Regions from separate parts of the Mus musculus genome. Here region 1 is linked to region 2. A link is a contact called in ENCODE Hi-C data. All regions are on one chromosome and are shown on one strand. The core of a region is the stretch at or near the end of the contact, and the rest is flanking DNA. Distances in the headings are between cores, read along the strand shown. Region 1 holds the start of Mad2l2 (MAD2 mitotic arrest deficient-like 2). Region 2 holds the start of Rcc2 (regulator of chromosome condensation 2).

Region 1 (5,589 bases), core at 2,766-5,265, 7.4 Mb after region 2:
CTAGGTTTGATTCCAAGCATCCATATATGATGGCTCACAACCACCTATAACTCCAGTTCCAGGTTATCCGATACCACCTTCTGACCTCTGCAGGTACCAGACACATGTGTGGCACACACACACACACACACACACACACACACACACACACACACACACAGAGGCAGGCAAAACATTCATACACATAAAATAAAGAATAGCCGGGCAGTGGTGGCACATGCCTTTAATCCCAGCACTTGGGAGGCAGAGGCAGGCAGATTTCTGAGTTTGAGGCCAGCCCGGTCTACAAAGTGAGTTCCAGGACAGACAGGGCTACACAGAGACACCCTGTCTGGAAAAAAACCAAAAACCAAAACAAAACAAATAATAAATAAATCTAAAACAGAATTCTATCTTAATTATTAATTAATTTTGGAGGAGGACTCTTATTATGTAATTCTGGCTAGCCTAAAATTTGTGGCAGTCTTCCTGCCTCTGCCTCCTACGTGCTAGGACTCAAAGTGTGTGCCACCATGCCCAGATAACCCTTTGGGAATGGATCTAGAATTTTCCATTTCACAGATGAGCAAGCTGAGGCTGAAAGAAGGAAAAGGGTCTTGTGGCTGGAGGAGTATCAGGGTGGTGGAAAGAAGCTGAAAGTGGACAACCAAGTGGGCTGTAGGTGTGGTGGGCTCCCCGAGGACCAGCCCACACTCTGGCTTTGCTTACAGCCCAAGTGCTGGCATCGGAGGTCATAGCTTATTCTTTCTAAGCAAGCTGGGCTGCAGATCAGGCCCCTGGGCGGAGTTCCTGCCATCACACCTTCTTTCTACCTTCCTTTCCCTTATTCACTTAACACATGTTCTGTGTTCTGTGAGGACCTGAGCTGCCCAGGCATTGGGTGGCATGTTAAGCCCCCCCAAAATGAACCAGACAGACCAGGTCCCTCTCAGGAAGCAGGCCAAGCAGCGGGGTGGCGCTTCAGGGTGTGCTGGGACTGACACCAGGCTTCCTGTGATTGGTCCCCTTTCTCTCCTTCTCTGTTTCTACGTGCTCATTGTTCTGGGAACTGGACACAGATGGGAAAGATGCTGAGTCTTTATTAATTAATTAAATTTATTTTTTTACATTTATTCATTTATTTATTGGTGGGGTAGCATGTGTGGGCTTGCAGGAGTCGGTTTTATCCTTCCACCATGTGGGTCCTGGGGATTGACAACCTCAAGGTTGCCAGCCTTGGCAGCAAGCCCTTTTGCCCTCTGATCCATCTCGCCCTCCCAGACGATGCTTATGTGATCCCGTCTGTGGACAGCAACTTGGCTATAGAAGCATCTCGCAGGTCTGCACACTTTGTTGACAAGGGTTGTATCTAATTTGCTTGTGTGTGTGTGTTCATCACACCGCTGAGAACCCTTTTAGCACATCGGTGGAGGCTTAGTCCTTTCCAGGCTGGGGCTTACAGGCTTTTGTTGTTGTTGTTGTTATTTGCCCTCTCTGTTTCTGTATCTCTTGGGAGTGAATTTCCCTCCATCCCTATTGCTGGTCCCCCGGCTAGTTGCTAGTTGTGAAATGCATACACACTTTCTTTTCACCTTAACTTGTAACTTTCCTTCCCAGCCCCAAATTACATATTGTCTCTATGGTGAAAATATGCAAATAACATTGAAAATGGGGATTCAAGAAACAATAAGTTGCCTCATAATGCAATCTCTGTCTTACAGCCATCCATCACACTGATGTAGCTAACGTGAAAACCCAGGCACTGTAGAGCCAAAGGCAGAGGTCTCCAAGGCAGAGGTCTCCAGCTGGTCCCATGTTACCTTAGCCTCCCGCCTATGCCCTTGTTCCATCCCTGAGGAATCTCCCCCACCCCACCTCTACCCTGCATCAGTAATGAAAACGCTGTTCAGGAGCTGGGGGGTGGGGTGGATAAAGGACTCGGTCATTCCCCACCCCACCATGATGAAAACTCACTGCCCTAAGGTCTACAAGGCAGTGAGCTGCCCAGCCAGCTCTAAGTAGAAAGGGCTCTGTTGAACATGGTGTAATGTGGGGAAGGTCCCCGAGTCTTGAGAAGGGTTGCTGTGCCCACTGACGGGTGTATCAATTCCTAAAGCCAAACCAGCATTCTACCGGCTTAAGCACAGGCATGTTACAGAACGCAGGAGAACTCCACTGGCAGCTCCCATAGTTTCGTGGGCACACAGGTTCCCTGGGGAGCTTGTTAAAGAGCAGAGCCCTGCTGTTAGCCTGCCCTGGTCAGGTAAGTCAGGGCAGCTGGACAGCCAGGGTTTAATAGGGTCCCTGGGGACTGAGATGAAGATGTTGGTGGTAGGTCTGCATTTTGAGACCCGCTTTGCTCACATTCCAGGGTAATCCTCCCTCTGGCCTGCTCCTTATCCCTTCCCATGAGAAGGATATGAATATGGAATTGACAGCTTCTGGTGCGGGGAGTGGGGGGTGGGTGTCATACCACATTGCAGGGATGACCTTTAATGCAACATTTCCTATAGAAACAGGACAAGACAACTCTTACATCCTTGGAGGGCAGAGTCTAAATCAGTGGTTCTCAACCTTCCTAATGCTGCAACCCTTCCACACAGTTCCTCATGTGGTGACTCCCAATCATAAAATTATTTTCATTGCTACTTCATAACTGCAATTTCACAACAGTCAGGAATTGTAAATATCTGATATGCAGAATATCTGATATGCCACCCCTGGGAAAGAGTCATTTGACCCCAAAGGGGTTGAAGCCCACACATTGAACCACTTCTTTAAATTCTCTTGGCTTCTAGGCCTGCCATGTCACCCCTAACTCCAGACCATTTCTCTAACCTCAGATTTTCTTTCAGTTAAACAGAAGGGTGTGAGTTAAGCTGAATTCTCACCTAGCGTCAGAACATATTGCATCCGTGAGGCTTTGGTGAAAGAAGGAACGTTCCTGAGCCTATTGTACATCTATAAAGTTGGGCTGTGAAGGCAATACTTAGCTCCTAGGGCTAATAAAGGAATTAATATAAATCAGAGTTTGGGGAGGTGGAGAGATGGCTTAGTGGTTAAGACCACTGGCTGCTCTTCCCGAGGAAGTGAGAGGTAGGGTACTGGGTGGTGAATGGTGGTTTCAATTTGTAGCACCTATATAGTGGTTCACAATCATCTGTAGCTATAGTTTCAGGAGATCTGACGCCCTCTTTTGGCTTTCACCTGCACCAAGCAGTCACATACTGCCCAGACATAGATGCAGACAAAACACCTACGCACATTAAATAAATAGAATTCAGGGTTTGTAATATAAAAGGGTTCCGTATAATGGATATAATTTTCATACTATTAAAATGATCTGAGGCCCTTTCGACTCCTCTGGAATTGAGTCCGTACCTCTACAGGAAGGACCCTGGAGCAGCACTGCTGCCCGCCCCCTCCGCTTGCTCACGACACAGACAAGTCCTCATTAGGCTCGTCCGCAGAAAAAAAAGACGGCCAGGAACCCACACGTATTCTGAAGATTTATTGAGTCAACTCCCAGACACCCAGCCCAGCGCCTACTGGCTGCAGCTTCCAAAGGTCAGCTATTGAGAAGAAACCATGGGACACTTAGTTCTCTAGGGAGGTCAAGCCCCGATGTTACTTGAGTTTCGGGTCGGGGTGGAGCGTCTCGGTTGCTTCTTACCGTTCCCTGTCCCCGCCCCCAAGCCTGCGGATTCGCTTTCGGTTGGGCAAGCTAAGAGTCCGGGGACGTTGACGCTGGACTAGCAGCAGATGTCGCTGCCCTCCCTTGGTACCCAGCTGTGCTTGCAGCAGGTTCTCACTTGCAACTACTAAAGAGAAATGTCCGGGAGGAGAAAACACAGCGATCATACGCAGAGGCCATGGAAATCTCTTGATCGCTCCCACCTGAAATCCAAAGGCGGTTTAGCTCGTTCCTTGGAGATTCCTGTAGCTCAGGCGGGGCTCCGCCCCTAAGCTCCACCCCCGAGCCTGCCCCGCCTCTCCCAACAGGGCGAGGTTCTGATTGGACAGCTCCGGGGTAGGCGTGGCTTATGGTTGTGCTGGGACCGCGGGAGCACCGCGGTGGTTACTGAGGCCAGGGGATTCTGGAGTAGCGCGTTAGGGGTCTCAGACGGTGGTTTCTATAGCCCGGTCGTAGATTGGAACCTGAGGTCGAAACCGGAGCCGGCGAATCGGGGAGGAGCGTAGAGAGGGCGGGATTTCCGCCGAGAGGGATCCGGCTGCTCAGGGGGCGGGGCTTCCCCCGACCGGGCTGCGTTTCCCGCGTGCGGGGTCGGTTGCCTTGAGTCCCTACAGACACCCTCCACGCCCTCCCCCAGGCGGCCAAGGATGACCACCCTCACGCGCCAAGACCTCAACTTTGGCCAAGGTAGGGATCTGAGCCTGCGGGGGGTGGAGGGAGTGCGATCCTGGTTGGAGTCCTGCTCATCAGCTGTGTCCCCACCACAGTGGTGGCTGACGTGCTCTCCGAGTTCCTGGAGGTGGCCGTGCACCTGATTCTCTATGTGCGCGAGGTCTACCCGGTGGGCATCTTCCAGAAGCGCAAGAAGTACAACGTGCCGGTTCAGGTGAGCCCCGGTGCCCGGCTGGATTTAAAAACCTTTATTCTACTTGCAAGCTTCCTCACTCCTCAACAGAGGCTGATAGCGGACAGCCTCCTGTCTCTCACCACCCAGCCCTTCCCTCCCTGAACTCAGATAAATTCTCTGGGTTAGATGGTTAGCTCTCTGGATGAGAGCTGTTCCAAGCTTGCATTTTAAAGGGTTTCTGAGGTTTGGATAAAGAGGATTCCCATTGTCTGTCACCTTCTTTCTCTTTTCATTCTCCCTAAACTCTAAAAAAATATTTATTAGCCGGGCAGTGGTCGCTAATCCCAGCACTTGGGAGGCAGAGGCAGAGGCAGGTGGATTTCTGAGTTCGAGGCCAGCCTGGTCTACAAAGTGAGTTCCAGGACAGCCAGGGCTATACAGAGAAACCCTGTCTCGAAAGAAAAAAAGAAAAAAAAAAAAAAAGAAAGAAAAAAGGGAAAAAACCAAAAAGAATATTATGATTAATTATTTGTCTCCTTGTTTAGTCTTGGCTGGTGTGGAGTCTCCACTATGTAGGCCAGGCTAGCCCGAAACTCACAGAAATTCTCCTGTCTCAGTCTCTCTAGTGCTGGAAACAAAGGTGTGAGCCACCATACCTAGCTTTTTACTTTTTAAGATCTATATTAATTGTGTGTGTGTGTGTCTATGTCTGTTTGTTGGGGGTGTTCACTGAGGCAGGAAGAACACATGGGAACCCTTGGCATTTGGAAGATGGGGGAATCTGACTCTGAAGGTCCGGTGGCCAGTGCTTTTAGTTTCTGAGCTATCTCTCCAGCCTCTGTTTATTATTATTATTATTATTATTATTATTATTATTATTATTTATTATTAGTTTTTTCGAGACAGGGTTTCTCTGTATAGCCTTGGTGCCTTGGCTGTCCTGGAACTCACTCTGTAGACCAGGCTGGCTTCCAACTCAGAAATCCGCCTGCCTCTGCCTCCCAAGTGCTGGGATTAAAGGTGTGTACCACCACTGCCCGGCCTTATTTTGTATTTTAAGAAATCTAGA
Region 2 (5,616 bases), core at 1,577-4,076:
TTTTGCTCTAAGTCCTCAAGTCTAGGGTGGGCTGGGTGTAATAGTGGTACAGACCCAGGATGCCAGGGCTCAGGAGATGACGCAGTGAAACCACCAGTTCAAGGCCAGGCTGGGCTACACAGGGAAACCTTGCTTCACGAACATGGTAAAACAGCAGCAGCAACAACCACCAAACCAAAACCAAACCAAAACCAACAATTCCAGTGTGTGTTTGTGCTACAACGTAATTGCGGCACGGATCAGCTGTATTCAAGGGCTCAGTGGCTTCCCAGGTTCCTGGTTCACAGCGTAGATAGTTTGTGAATCCTCCTGTCATGGTCCAGTTACCCAGACCATCAGAATTCATCTCTGGAGCTGAGAGTGTGCATCTGTGGTGGATAGAGTGCTTGCCTAGCATGTAAGAAACCCCAGCTTTGACTCCCAGCATCTTATATACGGTGGTACATGTTTGCAATCTCCGAATTCCAGAGGTCAGGCTGGTGAATCAAAAAACTCAAGGTATATTATATGAGACCAGAGACTCCTTGGACTACAAGTGGAACTTTCTGTGGTCCAGCTGGATGGACCACAGCTCTGGGAAGGACCCTGGTTGCCGCCGAGTTTAACTTTTATTAAGGAGCAGCAGAGGAGACTAACAGTAAGATGGCCCATATTTCCATGTACAAACGGAAGCCGGGCATTTGTGCTCAGATAGAATTTGCTCTCTCTTCTCTTCTTTCTTCTGTCCCGAGCAGACGCTCAATTAAAATGAAGTAAAAAGCCCAAGCACAAGTGTATGTTGGAGGGAGCACTCCCTGCATGGCCCGTAGGTGCACCTCACTCTGTCACATTGGTTACATAAGGTGAACAGCAGCCTACATGTTCGCCTTTTCGTGTGTGCGCCCGCACCCCCATCTCAACCAGGGGCATCACTCGGGCTTTCCCTGGGTCTGAAATAGTGAGGCATGGAGTGGCAGAGAACACTTTTCCCATCCGACGAGGAGGGCTGGTTAGTGGGTGTTATCCTCTGAGTGCTCTTCTTCCTTAGCACAGCCTCAGGAAAAACCAGTTTTGGAAGCACCACACCTTGGGTCAGATGATGCAACGTGATATTAGCGTCGGGTTGCATCAGCGGTTCTGACGCATGTGCCTTTTACGCCGGCAGAAAGCCGTATAATGGGGCAGGAGAAAGAGAGAGAGACTCGCTGCCTAAAAACCTTTTAAAGGCACCCTCAGCGTTTCTAATTGGCCACACAGGGTGTTGTCGGGAGGATAACCGCCCAACCAGCCACCACCCCCGGACAAGCTCCGGCGTGCCATTTCCTGAAACCCGGACCTGACGGCACACTTAGGCAGAATTCTTTTCTAGTTGGTTCTAATGTTTTATATCAAAGCATCACGGCTTAATCTCTTCAATCTTTTCGAATGCCAGGTCTATTAAGAGGCTTTCAGACGGTGCTTCTAATATCCCTGAAACGCACCAGTTGGTGCTCATTTTCTGAGTTGTTTTACATAAGTGCTTCCACCCAGGCTGGTGACTTTGATCAAATAACTTAGATTTGGTTCTCCAGGATTCTCCGCCTGCCTTCAAACGTTTGGTCCTGTGCACCCTCCCCCCGCCCCCATCCCGCTTCTTGATGTAATTAAGAACGAACTGCAAAGACCCTAGAAACTCTCTCTAGTCAACCAAGGAAGTTGCCAAAAAAGAAACTTTCAGTGTTAACTCGGGCGCTCGAGAGAGAGAGAGAGAAGTAGGAGGATCAGGTTCAATGTCAGCCTGGGCTACACGGTCAGTTTCAGGCCAGCCTGGGCTACATGAGACGGAAACAAAACCCCAAAGAAAAACATTTGTCAGAAGAGAAAGTGACACTGAGATGCAAACCTTCCCCTAGTTCCAACCAAGCCGATCGTGCACGTGGCTTGTCGGGTCCTGTGAGGGGGGCCCTGTCGACTCCTCAGCCTTGACCCCAGCACCTCTGGCCACTTCTCTTCCCGGATTCCTAGACCCTGCACTGTCCCACGGGGTAGGGGAAAGGTTTCCTCTCCCACTTCTGCCAGGTCAGATTCTTTACAATTTTAAAACTCAGCTCTCCCAGGGAACGCCTTCCTTGATCCTGGAACCCGGTAAGTACCATGCTTTCAGTAATTTCTTAATCTTTCCTCTTACTTCGCCTTCCAACTGGGCAGAGATCTTGTTCTCCAGGTCTGTATTCTAAGCTTCTAGCACCTTTGCATCTAGTCTTGCTTGTACTGAGGCGCGGTAAATACGTTTTTAAAATGAAGAAAATTCCCATCACAAGTACTTTCAAGTCCACCTATGCTAATTACTAATTTCATAGTACGTCCCCCAGCTAATTACTAATTTCATACTACACCAAACCTTTATGTAACTTGATCATTCTAACAGCACCCGGCTGCACACTCTGGACGCATCCACGACGTATCAAATCTACCCTGAGTCTGCACAGGAGAAAGTTACTCAAATTGTGTTCATTTTTCATTCCCATCACTCAATTAGGGCACGTCCCTCGCTGGCTGCTGCGTGAGCAAAGCAACTATTTTCCAGCGAGTGTCCTCAGGTGACCTGTCTAGACGCTCAGGGGGAAAAAACAAGAGAATCTGACACTCTCCCGAGCCCCGAAGACGCCTTGTGACGCGCAGGCCGCGCTGCGTGCAAGGGCGTGCGGAGCGCGCAAGCGGCGGGGCCCAGCGGGGCCTGCGGCGTGGCGCCGGGCGTCCGGGACGCAGGCTCGGGTGGGCGGCCCGGCTGGGCGGTGGGGTCCTCCGGCCGGTAGGGGGCGCGCGCACCCGGGGCCCCTCGCCGCCCGCCGCGCGCGCGCTCGCTTGCCGCCCGGCCGCACATGTGTTTCTGTTTTGTGTTGTAGCATTTGTTCTGGAAGCTCGTATTTACATTTTAAGTGTATCTGGTGAGTGGGCTGGAGCCCTCGTCCCGGCCGGGGAGAGAAGAAGCCTTCGACCCCGTCTTTCAGTCGCTTCCCTCCTCGTTTCTCATCACTCCAACCAGGTAGGGGCTGGAAACCGTCTGGGACCAGTTTGCAGGGTCTGGGAAAGTTTTTTTTTTTTCCTCTTTTTTTTTCTCCTCTCCCTCCCCCTTCCCCCCCGAGAAAGGTTAAAAAAAAAAAAAAAGACGCTGGGGAAGGGGGGGTTGGGGGACGGAATGAATAAGAAGGGGAAGGAAGGCGGATCCACGTGGTTTAATCGGAGACAGACAGAGATCCCATTGTTCAAAATCAATAAAAAAAAAAAAAAAAAAAAAAAGCAGACGGGGCGAGCGCCGGGCCGCGGGGGCCGGGCTGGGGCCCCACGAAAGTTCCTCTTTTCGCGCGTGCTCGCAGGTGCTTGGGGCCCGGCCGGGGTACAGGGGGGGGTCCCCGCGTGGCGCGCGGCGTGGGGAGGGGCGAGGGAGCAGCAGGTGGGGCGGCCCACGCCGCGCCGCGCGTCCCCTCCCCCGCCCCGCAGCCCGCCCCGTGTGCATTGTGCGCCCCGTGTGTCTCCCGCAGCCCGGCGACCATGCCCAGGAAGAAGGGGGCGGCCTGGGAGGAGCCGAGTTCGGGCAACGGCACGGCGCGCGCGGGGCCCCGGCGACGCGGCGGCCCCGCGGGCAGGAAGCGCGAGCGGCCCGAGCGCTGCAGCAGCAGCAGCGGCGGCGGCAGCAGCGGCGACGAGGACGGCCCGGAGCTGGACGGGGCCCCCGGCGGCGGCAAGCGCACAGCCAGGCCGGCGACGGCGGGCAAGGCGGCCGGCGCGGCCGCGATCATCACGGAGCCCGAGCACACGAAGGAGCGCGTCGTGAGTGGGGCGGGGGCGGTTGGCGGTTTTGGGGGGGAGGGGCGCCGTGGGGTCACGCCCCGCCCCTCCCCCACGCCGCGCGGGGGAACTCCGGGGAGCCAGTCCCGGGCCGGGGGAGGGGGGGGACCGGGTGTGCGCGGCCACGCGGGGGCTGTCAGTCCCTCCTTCCCCCCCGTGCGTCCACCCCCCTCCTCCCCCCCACCCCCGCGTCTCTTCCTCCCCCCGAGGGGGGAGGGCAGTCCGCGGGGAGCAGCCGGCTCGCGCCGGGGCTTTGAGGTTCCCGCCGCTGCGGCTCGGGCGCCCCGGGGGGGCGGGGCCTGGCGCGCGGCGCGCATGCTCCGTGTTAGCCCGGCGCGGTCGGCCCGGCCGGTGCGCGCGGGGCATGGTGGGGGCCCGCGCGGCGCGGCCGTGAGCGCGCATGCTCCTCGGAGGCCCTCCCCACCCCGGGGCTCCCCTCCCACCCGCGACCCCCCGCGGAGCGGCGCTGGGCTTTGTCTGCCTCGGGTCCTCGCGGCGTGGGGGCCAGTGGGGTCGGTGCTCCCCTGAGGCTCCGGTCTGGGCCGTGGAACTTGAGCTTTCGCGGGGGCGGGGGTGGTGGTGGAGAGGAAGCCCCGCAGAGCCGGGCCCAGGGTCCGCTTGAGTCTCCGCCAGAACTTTGTAAAAGCAAGTTTTCGGTGATACACCCCTCTACCCCCTCCGCCTCTGTGTCCCGGAGATCACGTTCTCTGTTAACTCTAAGAAAGAGATGGAGCTTGACCCTCGGGAGAGTGTTGCCCATGTTCCCAAGGGTGTTCTGCAAAAGGTGGCAAGGGCACACTAAGAGGGGTAGAAGAGTCCTAACCATCTTGCAGTAGAAGAAAGGTTCCCGCTAGGCATGCAGAGGGGCCCTGCATGAGGTAGGCTCGCCAGGTAGACCGGTCTTAGCCAGAGTATTGGAAGGGTAACTCACAAGCTGCTCTATTTATTGCCTAGTGGGTTTGGACAAGGCTAAGAAGTTGGGCATGATAGGGTCTTTTCTCTGCTGCATCGGGTTGTCCTGAAGTTTAGGAAAGCCATGTGGAGTTGGATTATTTTGTGAGTAGGAAAAAAAAAATCAGTAAGACAATGACTGCTCGTAGGGGTGGCAGAGGGAAGGCATTTATTGTGGATTAAACAGAGACACAGGCAGGGACATCAGAGAAGTCTGACCCTTGGGGGGAGTGAGGATAGGAACCAGGTGCAGGAGCCGCCCGAGTAAAAGAGGGGACCAAAATGGTCGGGTTATATAGAGAAGAGTAGGTAGGGGGAGAGGGTAGCTTAGCCTGTGGGCTGGATTAAGTTTAGGGTAAGGGGCGGGGGTATATCTGCCTGGAGTGTCCGGTAACAGGTACTGTGAGGGATGCCGGGAGATCCTAGTTACCAGTTCTGCTTTGATATGTTAAATAGTCCCCTCCGCTCTTTGTCCTGGTTTTGAGACTTCTGCCAGGGCCTGGTGAGTTCCAGGGTCTGCAGGCTGTTAACCCTCTCAGGGATGCACGTGAGTGGAGTGGAGGAGGGGCTCAGAGGCCTCTATCTCCAAGGGTCTTGTATCAGAATTGGCACCTTGTGTGCTATGAGGAGATGCCATGTCTGAGAGGAGGCAGTCCCCTGTAGTTTGTGCTTGTTCTGTGTGTACAGCTAACTTCCCATATCTGTGTAGAACCGGAGCTTAAAAAGGGCTTTGTGTCCATCCCCTTAAAGCTAGGGGGACTATCACTGTAGAACCGACCCCTCAGTGGTCAGTTAGGGGGTGGTTGGATAAGTGAACCCAGGGGCCTCTGGGGACTTAACTTTCTCGCTGTTACACCT

Evidence for each region. Hi-C counts contacts between places; a loop is a spot of excess contacts on that map.
Region 1: a loop to region 2 is called in a map of T-helper 1 cell, with 8 times the contacts of the local background. The contact joins the promoter of Mad2l2 here to the promoter of Rcc2 in region 2. A Hi-C loop is called at or near these places in 2 of 37 maps with a recorded cell type or tissue (T-helper 1 cell and T-helper 2 cell).

What each region holds. Positions count from the first base shown.
Region 1 is chr4:148,136,475-148,142,063 of GRCm38, forward strand. It overlaps Mad2l2 (MAD2 mitotic arrest deficient-like 2), which reads left to right and starts at 4,016. Exons shown (of 8, transcript NM_027985.3): 1 at 4,016-4,360; 2 at 4,441-4,559. The coding sequence starts at 4,321.
Region 2 is chr4:140,698,647-140,704,262 of GRCm38, forward strand. Rcc2 (regulator of chromosome condensation 2) reads left to right here and starts at 2,827. Exons shown (of 13, transcript NM_173867.5): 1 at 2,827-3,004; 2 at 3,501-3,789. The coding sequence starts at 3,511.